Regions from separate parts of the Mus musculus genome. Here region 1 is linked to region 2. The links are chromatin loops, found by intact Hi-C in ENCODE. Cell type or tissue: gastrocnemius. All regions are shown on one strand. Each heading gives the region's core, and the rest is flanking DNA. Links, peaks and the distances in the headings are about the cores only. Region 1 holds the start of Asb5 (ankyrin repeat and SOCs box-containing 5). Region 2 overlaps Spata4 (spermatogenesis associated 4).

Region 1 (10,784 bases), core at 1,719-9,718, 62 kb after region 2:
AAAGTTAATTGGCAATTTTTAAGTGAAGAAGGGTTAACATCAAATAAATACAACCAAACACTAAAACCAAACTCTAGCTTTGCTAGTCCTGATTTCTCTTGACATTTCATAGTGAAATACATAGCCCAGTAGACTCACAAGACAGTTGAGTATTCCCTTTATGATGTGCATAATGCCTGTGTGGCTGCTCAATTCAGAGCTACTCTGATCAACATGCTCATGAAACTCTAGGACACCTAGGTTGGGTTTTAGGCTTAATGTCATTCAGTCTCATTTTATTTGGGGGGTGGGGTTGTTGTTGTTTTCTTTTCCAGTCATATAATCATAGTCACTCTCAAACTAATCAAGATCTCCATCATTGTTCAAGTAAATTTTCACTTAGCATACAAAGAAATGTGCTACATTTTCATAATCTCTCTCTCTCTCTCTCTCTCTCTCTCTCTCTCTCACACACACACACACACACACACACACTCACACACACACACACACACACACACACACACACACACACACACACAGAGAGAGAGATAAATACACACACAGATGCAAACACAGGTATAAATTTAAGTAGTTTCTTATATCCTCCTATCAAGGTCCAAATTGGTCTACTTATTGCAAACATGTCCCCCCTAGGTAACTTCAACAATTACTACAATGTAAATCTATAATAAAATATGGTTTTATTTACATTTTTTCTATCTTTCCAACTTCATTCGTACCCAAACTCTAATGCTTTATACTAACTTCAAAACAATTGAAATTTTTCTCATATTCAAATTCTTTCAAAATATGAGTCTCATTTGTTGCTTTTCTAGTTCATGAACTCTTTACTTTTCCCAGGGCTATTTTCTCTTTGTGCATCCTAAAATTCATGCCTGTGGTCCTTCCTGAGATCAAGAAAACAGCTGCCTTCTCTGGGAAAATATTTCTGAACATTCAAGTGTGAAAAGGCACCTTAATTCTCTGAATTCCCTTCCATTACTGTATCCGAGAGTGCTTGTTTTGTTATGGAAAAGAACAACAGATTTTCAGTCCTTATCATCTTGATATCATGGGGACTCAAGAAACAGATGTTAAGAAGTGACTCCATTTGCTTACAGCCTAAGATTAAACTTGACAAATATTGCCCTTAAGACCAGAGAGAGCTCTCAACATGTCCTTAGTATATTTATTGGTATTTCATATCTTTATCAAGAGTTTGGGGATTTTTGTCAAGTTAACATATCCTTCAATATTATATTTTCTTCACTGTTTAATATTACAGGTAAAAATATATTCCAATTCTTGTTAGTCTGACTGTCAATCTCAAAGAATAGTACACATTTCCAACTGGAGTCCTCTGAAAGGTAGAGGCTCTAATCAGAGTGTTTAAAAGATGCAATGATATGGAAAGTCGAGAAGCTAAGCAAAAATGGAGTCCCTTCAGTGTGATGTGGGGTCAAGAAGGCTTCAGAGATGAAAAGGCAGGGTCACGAAGCTTACTGGAGTTCTTTGGGGGCTCATGCAAGAAATGTCTTTAGCCAATTCATCTATCATTTAGCTCGTTAGGTCTCTGGTTTGTAATCAGACCATCTCAAGATTGACTGAACAGGGCCTAGCAACTCACAACAGCAATAACAACAGAACAGCCTTCATTTATCTAACACTATGAGCTGCCTTGAGATAGCAATCAGGTAAGCAAAGGGTTTTTTTTATTTCCCACTGAAAACATTGAAGATGCTGTCAATAATGTCTCCACTATTATGAAAGACATGAACTACACATTATCACCCTTACTTCATGCATTTGGCAACTGCACTCCAGAAATTTTGGGGAGCAATCTGACTAAACCCCAAGAGTGGAAATGGAGAGCTCAATTCAAAGAGGGATGATGGTGATAGCCTAAGAAATGAGGAGGAAACTTCTTGATTAAGCAACAGTAATTAAACCTGAGTAGTCAACATTAAGTATAAGAAAATCAGAAGTGGTATAATTATGCTTTAAAAATTTTAAAACCTTCATAAAATAAGAGAATATTTTAAGGCATTTGACTTATTTTCCTAATGTTAAAATAAAACTGTATATAATTATGCTTACCCTGAATAATATTTACAATTAAGTACTACTGTGTTAAATATATAGCAAATTCTATTCAGTGTTGAAAAGGAGAAGTTTTGTTAAATAGAGCAAATGTTATAATCATAGCAAAACTTTTCAACCCTGTTTGCAGGAAACATGCTTCTACTAGTGAGTATTGATTTCCACCTTACTATCTGGGACAAAATCTTACAGTTCTAATACATTTTAAAGGACTATTGTAAGACAATGAAACATGAAAGCCATTTCATATATGCCCAGGAATTGTCTGATTGATCATGCCATGATCTAATGGGGGATGACTGGTTCTCTTATTTGCCAAGATACACAGAAAGATGTCTCCTTGGTCTCCTCTGACACGTTGGTCAAGGCACAGACATCTTTCATCTTTTTAGCCAATATTTCACTGCTTTATGTAAGATCAGTCTCATAAGATAGAAACAAGGTCTAACTCTGAAATAATGAGCTGTAAGGTTCCTGTGACAATAAATTTTATCGTCGCATAACCTCATAGTTTGCTTACTCATGCCTGGAAGTATGACGGATGTTTTCCAGTCTATTTTTCTGTTTGTCCTTGGTATACATATAGTGCATTCACCAAATGACTTTTTAATTTATAGTAAATTACAAAGTAAAGATGCTGCTTTAAATTGCTAGTTCAGAATAAGTGCTGGGAGATACAGGGTCACTGCCTATTTTATCTAAGGGTTCATTTTCCCCATGAGAATTTCATGGAGCACATAGATTTTCCTCACTGAGTGTGTACCCAAGTTCCTCCATTTACACAAGAGCAACCTTCCATAGGGGAAAACAGCATCTTCTTCACAAACAATGACGATTCCCCATCTTTATTCAACATTCCACCACACCAATAGTAGTCTAGATTTTAAGTGAATTATGTAAAAAAAAACACATAGGAAAATAGGTTTAAACATAAAGTGCTCTTTCTAAAAATGCTACATTTTCTAACTGTGTGATGCTACGTTTTGATTCTGAATGTTTAAATTGCCTAGGAGGCATCAAGGTTCACAAAGTTGGTGCAGATCTTGATTAATCCCAAACCAGAAATAAACAGAAAGATTACAAGAAATTAAAGTGTCACTTTTACAACCAACACATGAATCATTTTTGCTATCTAGAATATTGCTCCAGTAAACGGTCTTACAAAATTTAAAATCTATAAGTAGTAGTACCATTACCAGTTTTCATTTCATCTCAGATTTCAGATTTACTCTAAGAAGCACAGATGCATCTGGCTGGACAAATATCAAATTTGCTAATTCATGATCCCATCTTGTAAGGAATGATTTCCACAATCCAAGCAAAGCTGTTTCAATCCTTTTAGAAAAATATATGCTGAAAATATTAATTGTTGTCTTATTAAACAATAAAATTATAAAATTGTAATGGAAAGTGATTTTGAGATCTTCTACTTTTAATAACAACTATTTTACTTTAATTACATTTTCAGTGCTGAGAACTATGGCCTTTCACGTTCTAGGCAAGCTCTTTCCTGCTGAGCTGTAACCCCCACCCCACCCCTGCCTCAATCCAGTTCTCAAGGGAGACAGGGTCTCAGGAAACTACTTCAGCTTGTCTTGAACTCACTGAAGAAAGGCCTTCAGGTTACAATCCTGCCTCAGCCACCTGAGTGGCTGGGAGTACACGTTGCATCACCAGGACTGACACAATACATAACTCAGTATAGTGTTTAAAATATCACAATACTAACACATGTTAAAGGAGACATAAGAAATCAGTTATCTCTTCATTATTCTCTGAAACAATGATATGGAAAGTGAAATATTTAAAGTTTTTAAATGTTTACTAATAGATGAGGGCCTCTATACTTAATGCTGGATTTTCACACTGCTCAGACATTTACACTGCAAAGCAACTTTCTTTTTCATGAAGTCAATGAGGTAAGTTACAAGAACTTCCTTCCACTGAAGTTTACAAAATGTCCCATAAAGAGAACCTGTGATGTTTTCTTGGATTGCAGATCAAATGATAGTTCTACTCAACTTGAAACAGGAGCCTGCTATCATAAACATACCTTGTCCTTGGCTTACTCCATAAAACTCAGCTGCTATCCTTGCGGCTTCCTTTCGGTTGCCTTTCACGATGTAGAAATGACTAAGGATGGCAAGGCTGATCTTCACAAAAAGTTTAAAACAGAAGAGGGAGAGTATCGTAAAATAGACATTAGATAGCTGTTGAGCAAATGGCCGGCTTTCTTCTAACACCGACATTGTTGCAGAGAAATCTGCCCTAGTGTTAGGTCCCAGCCAAGTCTCAACTGTGTCTGGCTCTGTTCCGGGATGCTCTTGAACAGCTGGTCCGAAGGGAAGAAAATATCAACTGGTAATGATGTCTAAGGCTCAAATTATTTATACTGTCCATAAAAGTTCTTCACCAGCTCCTATTGGTCTGACAATATTCCATGGGAGCAGCCGAATCACGTTTCGCAAGCCTCCTGACTTTCCATTCTCAGTATAAAATGATACACCCTCTTTCGGTTCTGGCTTTCAGGAGTCGAATATTGAAATAACTAAGGCCGATGATTTCCTTTTTTGGTATTTAATTATCAAGACCAACTTGGGCTCAGTAAATGCACCTGGCACCAAGCCTGGAGACCTGAGTTCCATCTCTTGAGCCCCACATAGGGGAAGGAGGGTCGCAACTCACACTCACACACACACACACACACACACACACACACACACTCAATAATAAATGAATGTAACTTTAAATAGAAAAATTGTACATTTTTGTGTATTTTATCCACATAGTTCATGTAATAATATTCATAATATTGAAGAGACGTCAAATATTCTAACTCAACTCTAACTTTATTAACCATGAAATAAATCATTAAATAGGTCACGGATATGACCTGAATGAGGACTCATTGAAATAAATGATTACATTGAATTAGTTGTTACACAATATTTTTTATGACTGATTAGACTGTCCCATCATCTACTAATAGATTTACACCAGCAGTGTAATACTTTAAAACAACTATCAGCTGCTTTCTATATGTTAAATAGACCAAGAAGACCTAACTGTCCCTGCCACTAGTGTAGCATAGTTTTACAGGAGAAAATGCAAGACCTCAGACAAATAAAAGACAAAAAGCATCATGGCAACATACCCAAAAGGGACCTAACGCTGACAGGAAAGTCTGAGAGAGCTTCCTGGAGGTGGGGGATAAAACACAAAAGAATTATTAAACAAATATAACCATGGAACAAAACTGCAAAACCAACCAAATTAAACTTAATAATAGATCTAGTTACAGTACACACAAAAGGTGCTTTTTGTACCTATAGTCTTGGATAACTATGATATTTTCAGGGATAAAATTTATTTGGGTATCCTATGCATATATGGCTAGTCTTAAGTACAACCACATATAAAAGATTACAAAAGAAATAGAATAATTTAGAAACATAATGTGCAGTGCCTTTGTTTTCATAAATTCCTTTGTTTCTATTTCCTTTTCTTCTTTTGAAATAATACTTTTCCTGTCAATATTTAAGAATTTAACTGAAAAATGCACGAATACAAAATATTGTGATGTATGTTTACATCACCAGGTATAAGGTCTTCTCATTTTGGAACATTTCTTAATGCCGCTAAATTACAAAGTAACAAGCAAAAGACATACGCAAGCAACTGTGGCTCTGGCCGAAGAAAGGATTATATCTGTGATGTGGCATCCTGAGAAGTGTGACACGTCACTTTCATGCTGTGTATCTTATTGGGTTAATCTGATTTCACCAAATGTTCCTAAGACAAGGGAGACATGGCCATTGAAGACATGTGCTGAAAGAAGGAAGCTGCTTCTGCCCAGGTGAATCACTTGCTCACTGAAATGTAAAATAGGTTGATGTCTTAGAAATCACCAGCTCTTTGATAGCGGTCCCTGGCGTCTTACCCTTCAGCAATACAGGCAGCACAATTACAAATGGGTCTGTGCACCGTGGCTCATGCTGTCTGGGACACAGCGCCAACCCTGCTGAAGTGCTGAAGACAAACCACTCCATGGTCCTCTCTACCACTGATGTGGAAACTGTGTCAAGCCAGTGAACTCATTGCAGTTACATTCCAGTGAGTCTTCTGTCTGGCATGGGGACGCTTGAGCACACACTGGATTGGAGCCTGTGGACAGCTGGCCCATCACAATGCTCTGAGTCACGGTGTGACTTCCACTCCAGTGCTTTGGAATCAGAGATAAACCTGCCTTAGTCACATCTAAGTGCCTGTCTAAGGTTTCTCCCCTTTCTCTTACCAGTAAGTGTTATTAAAAATAATTCCCTCCACAGCAACTACTCAGCAGCTTGGATTCTTTGGGGCTAAGCAGCACTCCCATTCATTAAGGCTGTCGTCATCGGTTCAGGAAGCTTAAGTCCCTCATGCTTTACTAGGAGAAAAATATCATTACTCAGTATTTAGAATTTTATTCACAGATGTCAAATTTAGGTTTTACAAATTCCTTCATTCTTTCCTCTTTGTTTTATGAAGACAACACTCACCCATAATAAAATTTGTCACCTGCTAGTTTCTTAATCTGAAGGTCCAATAAAATAACTCAATATGAACTCAGAAATGCAAATCAGATGTTAATTTTCATATAAGACTCTTCAAAATGTCATTTTAAATGATTGATGATATATAAAAGACCATGAAAAGTATGTGAGCATCTATTTTCTTGGCTTTAGATTTTTTTTCCCTCTGGGTCAAATACAATTTTTAGTTTTTTCCTTTATTTTTTGAGAATTTCATAACATGAGTACTGTATTACATTGTTTCCATCCTACCTCTATCCATGCTGTTAAGTCTAGAGCAAAGGATGCAGGGTTCTGGTGCTATAGAATGGAAAATAGAAAAGGATTAGGGGGCTGTGTTTAGAGAGTGGGAGGGAGGAAAATATGGAGGGAGAATGAATAAAGTACAATATGTGAGTTTGAAAATAAGATAGGAAATTATATCATTTTATGTTTATTTAATATGTATATATAATATGTATGTATATACAGACATAGTTGAAATGAAATTAGTTGAATGTGGTTATAATGTACATCTCTCCCACAAGGGTCACAGACTAACAGAAACCGTAGGAAACCTCAAGGGAGTCCAAGAGATTGAAAAAACAATAGAGAATACTGTCATTGTCCTTGGCTGCCTCCAAGAACTTAAAGGGAAAACCCAATTGCTGAAGACATCATGCACTTTGGACACAGTCCTTGTGGAATTTGAACTGGAACTGACCTGGAAGCCTCCTTCTTGAGGACTAGCTACCACAGTACCCAAAGTTGCTATGCAACTGCCAATAGAGAAAAGCAGTCCACAATTGCAGCTGTAAAGCCTATGACCCACAACAATGACCAGCATGACAAGATACCCACAAGGCTGCAGCAATGGCACATATGTCTTAGGAGTAAGTAGAAACAGTCTGATTGAAATTAAGGCCTGTATAGTAAGAGGGAATTCCTGCCTAGTATTGGTTGTTAACTTAGCCATCTCCCTGTGGCTGGTGAGGTCATGAACCCTAGAGGAGAACCTACTGTCCTTTTACAAAATCAGTCACATTCCTTACTGAATACTTACTCTTTTAGTCACAGAGAAGTGTAGCTTTCATCCCTTCACTAAAAAAGGTTCCTTTTTGTAGCACAGACCATCGAATAAATCTTCAACTAGTCAAAATATAGAGAATCAGTGACTATGGGATGCCCAACTTTAACTGCTTCATTCACAACACAACCCCTCCACCTAAGTCTCATGTACCATTAAGTACAGAGCAAGGGGACAGAAACATTGTAAGAGCCAGAGGACCTGGATATCTGCTGTGAGATGCTGTCTTCTATAAATATCTGGGAGCTGCACTCATAAAATCGTAACAATGATCACCTAAACAAGACCTCCATAACACCAGTTGACATTCCTCAGTAGATGATGAAATCTCATAAGGCTGTATCCTTTAGATGAAGATCTACAGGTAATTAATTTTCCCTAGAGAGGGTGAGTAAGTCTTCTCCAGGGATATGTTATGCAATCCTAAGCGATCAGCCCTGAACACATACAAACCCATAGAAGTGACACTAAATGGACTCAGTAAGTTTTTTTTTAATATAGGCACACACATATACACACATGTAGCAACAATTATAGAAATCATGAAGTTGAGAGTGAATGGTGAGGCACAGGAGGAGGTAGGGGAGAGGGCGAGGTGGAAATTATGTAAACACAGAATTCTTTTTTTTTTCTTTTTGAATTTTTATTAGATATTTTCTTCATTTACATTTCAAATGCTATCCCCAAAGCCCCATATACCCTCCCCTCACCCTGCTCCCCAACCCACCCACTCCCCCTTCCTGGCTTTAGCATTCCCCTGTACTGGGGCATATGGTCTTCCCAAGACCAAGACCTCTCCTCCCATTGATGGCCGACTAGGCCATCCTCTGTTACATGCAGTATTAGCCCAGAAACTTAGAATATCCAAGATATAATTTGCAAAACACATGAAACTCAAGAAGAAGGAAGACCAAAGTGTGGATACTTCACTCCTTCTTAGAATGGGGAACAAAATACCCATGGAAGGAGTTACAGAGACAAAGTTTGGAGCTGAAATGGAAGGAAGAACCATCCAAAGACTGCCCCACCCGGGGATCCATCCCATATACAACCACCAAACCCAGACACTATTGCATAAACACAGAGTTCTTGTGGAAAATTTTTCAAAAATTAGAAAATAGATCAAAATAATTTGATATTATATATAATTCTAGCTCTCATAAAGATGGCCTTTTCAGGATATTTTGTATTTTGACTATGTCTTCATACCCTTTCATCTTCTTTTGTCCTTTTTGTATATAAGACATAGATTCTATAAATGAAATAAAACATGTATTATTTATCCTTCTGAATCAGTCTCAATCTGTTTAAGTGGTTGTGAACTCATTTGCAAGCATTCACTAGTTATGAAGAGAATATATTCTGGTTATTCTTCTTCCTTCCCCAAACCCTCAAAGATTTTCCCCATCTCCCTTTCCATTAATGACCAATTAAAGATACATTCTAATTAGGATTAAAGTTAGAGCAATACTTATTTCTTAAATTTTTTTTTGGTGGGGCAACTTTGGGTGAGAACTATTCTATGTTTGATGATAGGACTTGGGAGTAAATGGTTATGTTAGGTTTCCATAGCAATTACCAGTATAATGGACCCAAAAAATCTGCTAGCATTATGATAATCCCACAGAAATATTGCATCACAAGATTTCTTAAATTTAGGTTGTAGGCCCTCTAGGGAACGTCATTTACTTTTTCTGAAACAGATCAGATTCCGTCTATACTTTGAGTTATATCGAACTCAAACATTTTGATTAGATGTAATTATAAGTTGACTTATATTCAACATGCTCTCATCTTTATATGCAGTCCTAGAAAACATGGCTAAAAGCCAGAAACTATGCACATTTAACTTTAAAATAGATTATATCTTATTATGAATACATTTAGGAAATACTCTACACTAAATACTTTTCTAGATATTACATTTTACAGTGTATTTCTACATTCTAGCTATTGTGTTTTGTAATACTGTATACCACAATAGAATTGGCTTTACCTTTCAATTTCTTGTTTAGTTTACAAGCACAGAATTTCTCTAAAGGATATCTCACCCAACTTTTTTCCAGTCACTTAATTTTCTGGTTCACGAGAAGGATGCTTGACCAAACAAGGCCAATGAACGATGCTTTTGAGAATCTATCTGAGGAGCTAGACATTTTCTTTTACTCTCTAGGAGAAGCAAACTTTCTAGGATCTCGCTAAGAGTAAAGAATGGTTTGTGTGTGGCTCATGCCAGTAAAAAGGGAAGCCCAGTCAGTATTTAGGCAGGAAGCATCAGGCTATCGTCATCTGAGAATCTGGGTACAGGTTTAACTGAAGCAGGTCAATCCAATACTAATATGAATTTAAAGTACCAAAAAATATAAAGTCTTACTTGTTAATTAAATCAGTCTTCAATTCATTGTTTTCCACCTTATAAAGAAAATGTCCTGATAGATTTTCTGGAGTCTTTATGAGGAAGTTATGAAGTGGGTAAGAAGGAGCTTAAAAAAAAAAAGCAGGTATTTTGAAAATTATATAAATGGAGGTGGGAGCACTAGATTCCATTTTCATGGCCATTCTTCTGAGAATGCTGTTTAAAAAGTCAACACTGAAACACTCACAGTGTCGAGTTTACCCAGTACCTTCTGCTTACCACACCCTTTGATCGTAGCATGCATTTGTGCCATGTGTTGACTATAAATAGCCTTTGGCTAAATACTTGTGTACTGCAGTGGGCTGAATCCAATGGGGTCCACTCATCCCTCCTGTGATTAAGAATTTGCTCTAACTGACACTTTAGCTAATCACATATTTAAGAGATTATATTTCCATATACCATGTGTTGAAGATAAAAAGTGGGACTATATTAGAAATGATATGGTTAGGTCATCTTATAGGTATGTCCAGTCTGGTAATTTGATAATGATATTTAGATACTTATATAAATTAATAGTTATCATTTTTCCTGAAATAAAATATATAATTAATCTAGACTGTAATCAATTGGGTATTAACATTGGTATATTTGAACAATTCTGGTTAGCATTCTGTTGCCGTTTCCTTGGCAACAGAGGTATTGTCTG
Region 2 (10,784 bases), core at 1,426-9,425:
AAGTGAGTTATTAAAGTCCTTCTTGATGTCCTCTACCATCATCATGAGATATGCTTTTAAATCTGAGTCTAGCTTTTCGGATGTGTTGGGGTATCCGGGACTGGCTGAGGTGGGAGTGCTGGGTTCTGATGATGGTGAGTGGTCTTGGTTTCTGTTAGTAAGATTCTTATGTTTGCCTTTCGCCATCTGGTAATCTCTGGAGCTAGTTGTTATAGTTGTCTCTGGTTGGAGCTTGTTCCTCCTGTGATTCTGTTAGCCTCTGTCAGCAGACCTGGGACCTTTCTCCTGAGTTTCAGTGGTCAGAGTACTCTCTGCAGGCAAGCTCTCCTCTTGCAGAGAAGGTGCACAGATATCTGGAGTTCAGACCTATCTCCTGGCCAAAGATCAAGGCCCGAAATAGGGCCTGTCCCAGAAGCTGGGTCACTTCCACCTATCCCTGTAGTCCGCACTCTCACCTGCACAGACTAGACTCTGAGGGATCCAGGAACCAAGATGGCTCCCCCAGGTGCTCCAGCAAAACCCTCCTGGGCAGGGCAGACACCTCTCCTCTGGCAGGGAAAGTGCCTGGATGTCTACTGACAGTATTTTGAATTTCCTTATAACAAGAAAATGTGCACTTTGGCTTTAAAGCAAACAAATTCTCCAGTCAAATTCTCACAAATTATTTGTAAATTTAGCATTTCAATTTTAGTGAATCAGTAGTAGTTGACTACTGTTAAATGTTTATTGTACTAAACTTTCAAGACATATGTGCTTACACAGTTGAAATATATTCAGAATGAATACAGCATATATTACTGAGACAGACTGCAACATTTCCTTATCATCAAGCTCTATAAATACACATATATTACAAGCCCCTTATCTTAATTAATACAATTGTCATCATTACAGACAAATGTGACACAGCTCCTTACTAAGATGAGCAGAGGTCTCACTCCTACAAACACAATATAGAGAATAGTTTAGCCCAGTGTCGTAAAATATAAAGGCCTAAACATTTAACTTGTTAACCCATTCAAAAATCTTGAAAAATCACTTCATTGGATTGTTCCAGAAAAATGCTGACTGCTCAGTACTCTGAAATTACTATAAAATGGGAGGGTACTTAATCATCAATGTTCACATCACATGGTATCTTCTATTCCCATGAAAAAGCATTCTGAAATTGAGAAGTTCTGTTGCAAGAGGGACTGCTCCAGGCCCCAGAAAAGACAGTTGCTGTTCCTCATGCTGACCCCCCCCCACACACACACACACACACTAGAACTACCAGTTCAATGCAGAAAATTGAGCCCCTGACAGGGCAGCCTGGGACAAGAGGATTATCTGCCTTCTGGCTTCAAAGGGCTTCCCATAAAGTGGTCAAAATTGACAAATTGAGAGAGGTTACATGGACACCTGATGAAAACCTTTGGAGTTTCTTGCCAGACTCACAAAGGCTCCTCTGTATTTTACTAAACTAGATCTAAATTCTCAGCGGGGCATGGTTGCCCACAGTACTTACTTTCTCTCTCAGTCATGCCTTGACATTGGGAAGAAACTGAAGGGCCTAGTGGGAGGCCCTCAACCCCTTCAGCGAGATCTGTTGACTAAGACATTTAAAGTGTTTAATAGAAGGGAGAAACAGTAAATGACAGAAAAGACCTCATATGATAGAGAGAAATACCAGGTTTCTGGCAGTGGCCCTGAGGCCTTCACCACCAAAGATAGGGCAGCAGAGACATCTACACAGGGTCTTCTTTCAATGCTAGGATAAAGAACTGCCCCTCATCTCATCTGTCACCAGGCACTGGATCTGTGGAAGGACAGGACAGTGAGGGTTTCATTGTCCCTCTTTGTCTTATCAAGGTAGAACAATTCACCAAGTTCCTCCTCCACAGACCAAAGATTGACATGGCCCTGGGACCTTGTCCTGCCTCTATCCTCCCACTGATACTATCAAGATAACTACAGAAGATCCCAAGGAACTGTCCAGAGAGTAGGTAAGTCTCTGTCAGTAATGATCCATACTGGGGTCACTTGGTCTATATTTCCCACTGACTCTGGTAAAAATCCTCTCAGGTCTCTGTTGTGGGTGTTGACGGCTGCCCCCACCACCTACCGTGGGCTACTGTCCCACTTCTCTGCTCTCTGTGGTCACCTAATTATGCATTCCTTCCTCACTATGATTAGCTGTCCCAACTATGCTAATACATCATCATAGCTAAGCTACAGTTCTCCTTCTCCTTTCACTCAAAGAACCCCTCCTAGAGCTTTTCCTCCTTCTGGCCTTTGGGGAGCTTCTCCTCCCACTAACAAAGCCTAATTCCTCAGCTCATGCCCTTTCAGAATCCTTTGTCAATCCTATGTAGTCGGACACATACTCTTCTTTAGTTGCCTCCCATTTTCCCCCATAGGATCTTACTCCAAGACTCTGCCTCCTTCCCTGTCACCCTTAATACCTTATCTCCTTAAAATATAGACAAGTTCTTACACCTACCATTCAATACCTTTTCAGTAAAGGTATTCTTAATCCTATCTAAATGGTATCTTAAACCTTGCTCAGAACCACAGGATCACTAACATAGTGGCTCTGCCTATCTACCAGTTGTGTCTAACTCCTGTACTCTACTTTCTCATATTTCCTCCTCTGCTTCTTACTTCATTGTCTTGGATCTTAAGGAGGCCTTTCCCACTATTCCTCACACCCACAATCATATAATATCTTTGCTTTTATTGGAGAGGACCCAGACTGGGAACAGTGTCCCAGCTGACATGGGCTGTCCTACCCCAGGGTTTTGGACAATAGCCCTTACTTTTTTGGCCAGGTTCTAGTCACTGACCCCCTTTCTCTTAGCCTGTCACCCAGAGGACATATTCAGTATGTAGATGACCTCCTACTCTGTAGCCCCTTGCTCTTGCTGTTACAATAGCATACGATTCAACTCCTCAGATCTTGGGGAGGCAAGGATATATGGTCTCTCTTTCCAAGGCTCAACTCTGTCATGTCAAGTGCATAGGTTTTCTGCTCTCCACTGGCTCTCCAGGTCACTCTTGATCTCAGGTAGTACCTGAAGTCTCTTTCTCTTCCCACCATTAAGGATGAGAGTCTGTCCTTCCTCAGAGCCTGAATTCTCAACTTTGTTCTTCTCACTTGGCCCCTCTACTGGGGCTAAGAGTGCTATCTGAGACTCTGGACATAATTAAACCTGCCTCACTCTTGCCTTTTTCTTACCTCTGAGACACACTCCTACAGGCTCCTGATTTGCCTCTCACAGGCCTTTATCAACCATTTACTATTTATACTACTAAAAAATGGGGAATGGTTCTGGTAGTCTTTGGACAGATGAGAGGAATCACCTTTGTCCCTGTTACCTATCTTTCCAGAGAGCTATACACAAACATTAGGGGGTGGCTACCCTGCCTATGGGCACAAGTAGTAGCCTCCCTTACTACTCCAAGAAGCATCTAAACTCATTTTTGGCATCTCTCTCTCTCTCTCTCTCTCTCTCTCTCTCTCTCTCTCTCTCTCTCTCTCTCCCTGTCATCTCCTCTCACAGGCTCAAAGACCTACTCCCACTCAAAAAATGTTTCTACCTTACCTTCCTTTACTTTATATTTTACCTCCAAACTCCAACTCTTCCATATCACCTTTCCAGAAAACCCCAACATTTTTCTTGGCTCTCAGCCCCCATCATAATCTAGCTACACTTCTTCCAAACACAGCTACAATTATACAGTCCTGTTTAAAATCACTTGACTTGCCTTAAAACATTCCAAAATTCTCTATTTCTCCTGTACTACATACTGATCATACCTAGTTTATAAAATGGAGCTCATCTCTCAGCTACTCTGGCTCCTATAAAACAGGCTACGCCACACTATCTTCTGACCAGGTCAGAAAAATCTAACCATTTAACCCCAGGCACTACTCTCAGAAGGAAGATCTCAGAGTCTTTACTAGGGCCCTCATGCTGGCACAAAGCAAGACCAGCAACATATATACAGATTCTACATATATGTTTGATATTCTATACCACCATGCTTCTGTCAGGAGATAGGATATCTCACCACCAAGAGAATATTTATTAAAATATGTATTAATGAGCCTCATATTCTAAATCTGCTGAAAGCCTCTTATCTTCCCAAACAGGTGATAGTTGCTCACTGTTGAGGTCCTTAGGCCCCTACCAATGATATGATTTCCTTAATAAAACCACCAAGGACATCAGCAAACACCCCTACTGTCTTAGGGTTTTACTGCTTGGAACAGATGCAATGACCAAGGTAACTCTTACAAAAACACTTCATTGGGGCTGGCTTACAGGTTCAGAGGTTCAGTCCATTATCACCAAGGCAGGAATATGACAGTGTCCATGCAAGCATGGTGCAGGAGGAGCTGAGAGTACTACATCTTCACCTGAAGGCTGCTAGCAGAATACTTGCTACCAGGCAGCTACAATGAGGGTCTTAAAGCCCATAACCACAGTGCCACGCCTACTCCAGAAAGGCCACACACCTACTCAAAAAGGGTCACACCTTCTAAAAGTGTCACTCCCTAGGCTGAGCATAGACAAAACATCACACCTACCTATCCTGCTCCATTTTCTTCTTGGCCCCTCCAAACTAAACTTGCACCTACTCTGAGTCCCAACAGAAAGCTCTCCAGCCCATGGGAGCCATTGAAGGCTCCTGGGGCAGGCCTCCTCTACAAAATAGATACTTCTCCCTGATGTTCAGGCAAAGACCTTCCTGACAGATATGCACATGCCCTTTCACAGTGGACCTTGACCTCTTCACTGCTCTCTCCCACCCCTCCTCTTCCACCCCAGCCTTCCTGGTCTTCTTAAGGCTCAGGAAAGCCCACCCCCTGCACCAAAACTTTCCCACGGGGAGCTTTGCAACCACTTCTTTTAATACACATCAGTTTGGGGGTAGTCTTTCTAGGGAACACTGGCAGATTTCACATATATTGTTTCCTAATTTTAAAAAAAAAACATTTATCTTCTTACTGTGGCAGGCACTTTCTCAGGATTGGGTGGAAGCTTGCCCTACTATGGCTAAGACTACAGAAGTGGTATATCTCCACCTCACCAAATATTTTGATCATATTTCAACTTCCTAGATGCAGAGAGTCAGATAATGGCCTGGCATTCATCTCTCAAGTCACTCAGCTAGTGTCAAGAGCTCTGGCATCTTCTAGTTCCCTACTGCCCTTAGTCCTCAGAAAGGTAGAGAAGGCTAATAGATGTATTAAAACTCACTGACAGAAATTCTTCTGAACTTCACTTTCCTTGGAGGGAAATCTTACCTTATTACCTCGAAAACATGGAAGGCCCCAGCACCCCATTCCCCTCAGCTTTCTTGAGTAAAGGCACTACTGTCCTATTTTAGGAAATTTACCTCCTCTAGACCCAAGCCCACTCTCTTGACTACTTACCTTCTCTTACTCACTTAAGATACTTTCTCAGTGCACACACTACTTGTGTCTTCACTCAGCTGACCTTATCACCCAGACCACCTTACCTAGGAACTGAGTTGGTTTGAAAGTCTCTCACTCACATGCTGTCTACCCAGGATGGATGGCTCTATATCTTGTTACCCTCACTACACCAACAGTGCTAAGCTTCATGGGGTCAAAGACATGGATCTGTCTGTTACAGCTCAAACATGCATCCCTTTTCCAATTAAGTACTCCTGTCAGTCGATGGGATTACTGAAGCTAAGAATCTCTTGCTTGCCTCCTGTAATGGCTATTCTGGTTGGCCACTTGGACTACAACCAAAACTAGCTAAAGCACCAGTGGCTGGGCACACTTATGAGAGATTTTCTTAATTAAATCACTTGAAATGGGTAGACTCATTTGTAATCCTCAAATTTTAAGGTAGTAAGATTCTGCAGGCAGTGTAAATAAAGAACATGGAAGAAGGAAGCTTTCTCTCTGCCTGCTTGCTGTTGATCTCAGTGGCAAGCCTTTTCTTACTGGCATTAAAACCTACTTTTACTTACTAATGTTTCTGGCATGTACTGAAGGTCAGCCAGGTCCTGGCACGGCCTGGCTTTCCCAGGAGGCTTGGTTTTGCTGAGAAACAACAATCTGAAGCATTCTCAGAAAATCTCTACCAGCTGCCTGAACACTTTTGTATTTTTGGTGGTGAGCCGAGCCTTTAATGGCTGAGCAATCTCTCTTCAGCCCTGCCTGAACATTCTTGACCAGAGCGGTCATACTTAAACACTCCTGACCCTAGCAGCAGTTGGCACCTGAACACTTCTGATCAGTCTCCAGAGTTCCCATGGTTACCCACCTGGCTAGTCCAGTGTTTGAGTCCTTCCACCGAATTTACCCCTATGGAATCTAACAACTTGTCCCAGCTTGCTGCTTTCTTATCCATAGAGTTTGGCTGTGTTCAGTGGTTTCTTGATGCACCTACTTACAAGCTAATTATTTGTTGAGTCACACACACACACAAAGCAATGCTTTCTAGATGAATTATGGTTAAGACACCAATTTAAGTTATTTATTATTTAAATACATCCAAGACTGGGGTGAGACATTATATACTCAGACTGTGGTAGACATTAGTGATATCACTTCTTCTAAGCTACTTCCTCCATGTCCTTCACTGTCTCTTCCACATTTGTCACAGGTTTTCAGTGTTCTCACAAGGATTTCCACTTTGCTTCACATGGATTTCTTTCCGTGCATTGCCATCATTGTCTGATTTTGCTGGGATATTTAAATTAACAAAGAATTAATTCATGGTTATGAAATATCTGTACCACTATAACTATCTAATATTCATAATGACAATAGTCTGTGCATCTGTTATAATTAATGAATTAATAAACAGGATGTTTAAATCATACATCGTGTGTGTGTGTGTGTGTGTGTGTGTGTGTGTGTGTGTGTGTGTGTGTTTCCTCCTCCAAAATTTATCAGCAATCCCTAAAAATATCCAGGGTTTATTTTGGTGCATTTGATATGACTCATGTATTTTTAGATATTGCTTCAGAAAGCAGCTGAGCAAACAGAGACATGATGTTGTACTGCGCCTTGGCAAATATGTGTGGCTCATACCACAGTTTATAGAGCTCTGATTACTCTGTCATCCATTCTGGGTGCCCAGACTCCAGGTCACTCCATTCTAATATGATGAGCCAGTGGCAACTAAGAAATCTGCCTATGTTATCCCTTCAGATAAGATTGAGGCAAATAAATACAGCAACTTAAAGAGTATAACTTTTTAAAATAGTAGCTTGGTTTTAGTGTTAGTTGGGATTCTGTATTCCAGAGAACAGCCTGTAACTTTAGGGAGATTGTGAGCAAACCTAAACAGCAAAGTTCCTGGAGTGCAGTACTTGTTTCTCCTCCTCCTTTTATTAACTTTCAGCTTATGAAAGATAATATGGCTTGAAGAGACAGTTGGTATCCTTTTCATCAAAGCAACTGAACTGGAATTGCTTGAATAAAGGCAATAAAATGTTTAAAACAGTTTACCTATATTAAATGACTCAAATCAAAGTCACAGTATTCCTTGTGTGTCTAGAGTAAGAATCTAAGTAGCTAAGACAGGATTGAGAAACGTTAAGAGTGATACTATGTGTTCAACATCTGATTCAAATTGGCCTCGTACAGTGAGGGTTTCCTTCCTCAAGTCCGTAAGCCATTTTGAAAAGGTCTCCTAGAGAGTCGCTAGTGGAACGACTGGAGGGCAAGATGAGGATGGATATGCATCAGTTCATTGTTCAAATGGGAAAAGCAAACAGTCATTCTCCATGCAGTGCTCTCTGCAGGAATGAGAACAGGTCATTTTCATTTCCTTGCTTTTTTCATGTTTTACTTTCTGATTAATTTGTTTAGACACAGCTTCTCACTATGTAGTTCAAGCTGGCCTAAAACTCTGACAAGTGATGGGTTTAAACACAGACAGAAACCACCTCGCCTAGTTCGGGATTCAGTTTTTCTAAGTATCGGAGTGATCTTTTAGAGTTTCCCAAAGTAAATAACCATAATCAGACATATCCTTTGGCAATTCAGTTAGAATGAAGCCTTTGGGCTTTTGTTTTGTTTTGTGGCAGTTAATTTGGTGTCAGGCTGTCTTAGTTAGGGTTCTTATTGTTGTGATAAAATGGCATGAGCAGAGTAACTCAGAGAGAAAAGGGTTTATTTTGTTCACAGCTCCATATATCACCTCATTAATAGAGACTCAAGCAGGGCAGGAACCTGGAGGCAGAAGCTGCTAGCTACAGAGGTCATTGTCTTAGTCAGGGTTTCTATTCCTGCACAAACATCATGACCAAGAAGCAAGTTGGTGAGGAAAGGGTTTATTTGGCTTACACTTCCATACTTCTGTTCATCACCATAGGAAGTCAGGACTGGAACTCAAGCAGGTCAGGAAGCAGGAGCTGATGCAGAGGCCATGGAGGGATATTCTTTACTGGCTTGCTTCCCCTGGCTTGCTCAGCCTGCTCTCTTATAGAACCAAGACTACCAACCCAGGGATGGTCCCACCCACAAGGGGCCTTTCCCCCTTGATCACTAATTGAGAAAATGCCTTACAGCTGGATCTCGTGGAGGCATTTCCACAACTGAAGCTCCTTTCTCTCCAGCATGTGTCAAGTTGACACAAAACTAGCCAGTACAGGCCATGGAAGGATGTTGCTTACTGGCTTGCTTCCCATGGCTTGCTCAGTCTGCTTTGTTATAGAACTCAGAATCACCAGCCCAGGAATGGCATCACCCACCATGGACTGGGCCCTCCCCCATCAATCATTAATTAACAAAATGCTTTTCAGACTTGCCTCCAGCCCAATCTTAACTCATGTGGGAATGTAGTCAAGTCCAGCAGTTTGTATGCTACCTCTCTTTCTTACCCAGGAAGAAAACAATGGGGAGAATCCACTGCTCCCTCCCACCTTTTCCTATCCCAAGTCAGAGCCAACATCCATAAGGAAAAAGAAGCAAGGGGATGAGGAGGGAGCCAAACTCCACTTGTGGTCTTCATTCCATTCTATAATTCCTTCCAGTTCTTCTTCCCAGGTATATACTGTTCCTACTGACGGCCCTACCAAGCTGAAGCCTTCATTACAATTCTCAATCACGTGTAGTAGGCTTATGAAAGCTGAAAGACAGACGAATTTCAGGAATCCAGAGAGCAACTCAGGATGTTTTTTCAAAGAAGCATCATGTGTCACATCTGCTGGATTCTAACATACTAAAGTGTTGTATGTTTGAGGTAGATGATCCACTAAGGGGATTGATGGGCAGCCTCATGTGTGGATATTACAATTTGGGCTCTGAAGAATACTTGTTCTGCAAAGCCATTAAATAAACCAAAACTGAATAATAATTAATAATATAATAATAATTATGAGTTTTTAAAAGGATTGAAATATTTTTAAAAATAATTACAATACATATTAGTATATTAAAGGCTTCCAGAGGCCATAATTTTTTAATAAATCTATTGAAATCACTCTATCATATCTGATGGAAACAAGGAATATCTCCTACCCATTAAAATTTAGCACTTAAAGAAACTTGTTCCAACACGAATAAGTATGTTCTATAATGAATTTAGTAATATTTTAGAATGGTCACATAAAATAGAGTACTCAGTAAATGAATATTCAAGATAAGCATTATCTTTTAAGTGAAAATGTATAATAAGCAAATATATTAGTCATTGTAGCCAGGTATGGTGAAAATGCTATAACCCAGATATTCAGAAAGGTAAGGCAGGAATACTGCATAAATTAAAGACCAGCCTGGGCTATAAAACAAGATAGTGTCTCAAAAGAAAAACAAAACAAAAATTAAATTAAAAAAATAAGAAGAACCTTGGTTGGGGGCAATTACCCTCTCCTACAAAGCAAAGGAAGTCACAACCAGCAGAAAGCAAGATGCTCAGTTATGTCCGTCCTGTGTAGTTTATCAAAACAAAAACTTGAATTCCATTACATGTCCTTGTGTCTAGAGAAACAGTTTCAATTTTTCCAGCCATAAAAAAAAAAAGTTAAAAAAAAAAAGAAAAGAAAAGAAAGCCTTTCTTAAATGATTAGCTACACAATAGCTGGGAACAGGCTACCTTGTTCTCATGGAGTGAGGTTTGTTGTAATTCAGAGGTTTCTGTGTTGACAAGGTTTAAATAAGGGTCCTCTTGTCATTCTGCTTCTGGGAAGTCTAGATCTCCAAGTGTCTTCCAGTCACCTCTGGACTGGCTCACTCCCTGGGTAATAAGGTTCGGGCTTGGTGCAGCTTCCCTTATTTCAGGCAGATGCACTTGAGAATAGATGAGAACTCAGGTGGTTTATGTAATGTGCAGTGGGAAGAAAACCTTTTTCTATGTCACTCCACTTGTAAAGAAACACTAAGTTAGTACCTGGTTGTATTCAAACCAGGTGACATTCAATCTAACAGTTGAACTTATTCTAAAACGGTCAAAGAACAGTCTTAAAAGCTCAGCAGATAAAAAACAACAACAGAAAAAACTTAAAACCAAAACTTACATAAAGGTTGTGCAGCTTTCTCCTTTGAACCTCTTGACTTGTATCTGCGCTTATAGCTATGGGCAGGAAGACGGTCGATTGTGATTTCTCCCACAGTTGGCTTGACATCAAACCACCCTATAAAATACAAACACCAAAGGCATTTAAAAAATGTTATACAACAATCAATAGTTCCATGCTGGGAGTTTAACGGAGATGCTCTGGAAGACCAGCCAATGCCCTTAACAGCTGAGCCACATCTCAACCGCCCTACTGGTAATTCCTGCCCTACTGGTAATTTTTTGATGAGCAAA

What was found. A loop is a pair of places that touch in the nucleus more often than their neighbours do. Peaks named below come from ENCODE experiments on the same cell type or tissue, not always from the same donor. Only the 100,000 strongest peaks of a DNase experiment are listed, where the experiment ranks them.
Region 1: a loop joins it to region 2, with 2.5 times the contacts of the local background. A loop is called at or near these places in 5 of 42 quality-filtered maps.

Annotation. Positions count from the first base shown.
Region 1 is chr8:54,543,992-54,554,775 of GRCm38, reverse strand. Asb5 (ankyrin repeat and SOCs box-containing 5) reads right to left here and starts at 4,445. Exons shown (of 7, transcript NM_029569.3): 1 at 4,136-4,445. The coding sequence starts at 4,331. In gastrocnemius, for the core only: no CTCF peak of the experiment used is centred there; DNase peaks (open chromatin) are centred at 4,381, 4,706 and 6,183; H3K4me3 peaks cover 3,331 bases; H3K27ac peaks cover 5,011 bases.
Region 2 is chr8:54,605,789-54,616,572 of GRCm38, reverse strand. Spata4 (spermatogenesis associated 4) reads right to left here. Exons shown (of 6, transcript NM_133711.4): 5 at 10,492-10,608; 6 at 6,475-6,709. The coding sequence ends at 6,624. Among named protein-coding and RNA genes, the nearest start is that of Spata4, 10 kb to the right of the region's middle. In gastrocnemius, for the core only: no CTCF peak of the experiment used is centred there; a DNase peak (open chromatin) is centred at 6,160; H3K4me3 peaks cover 832 bases; H3K27ac peaks cover 3,530 bases.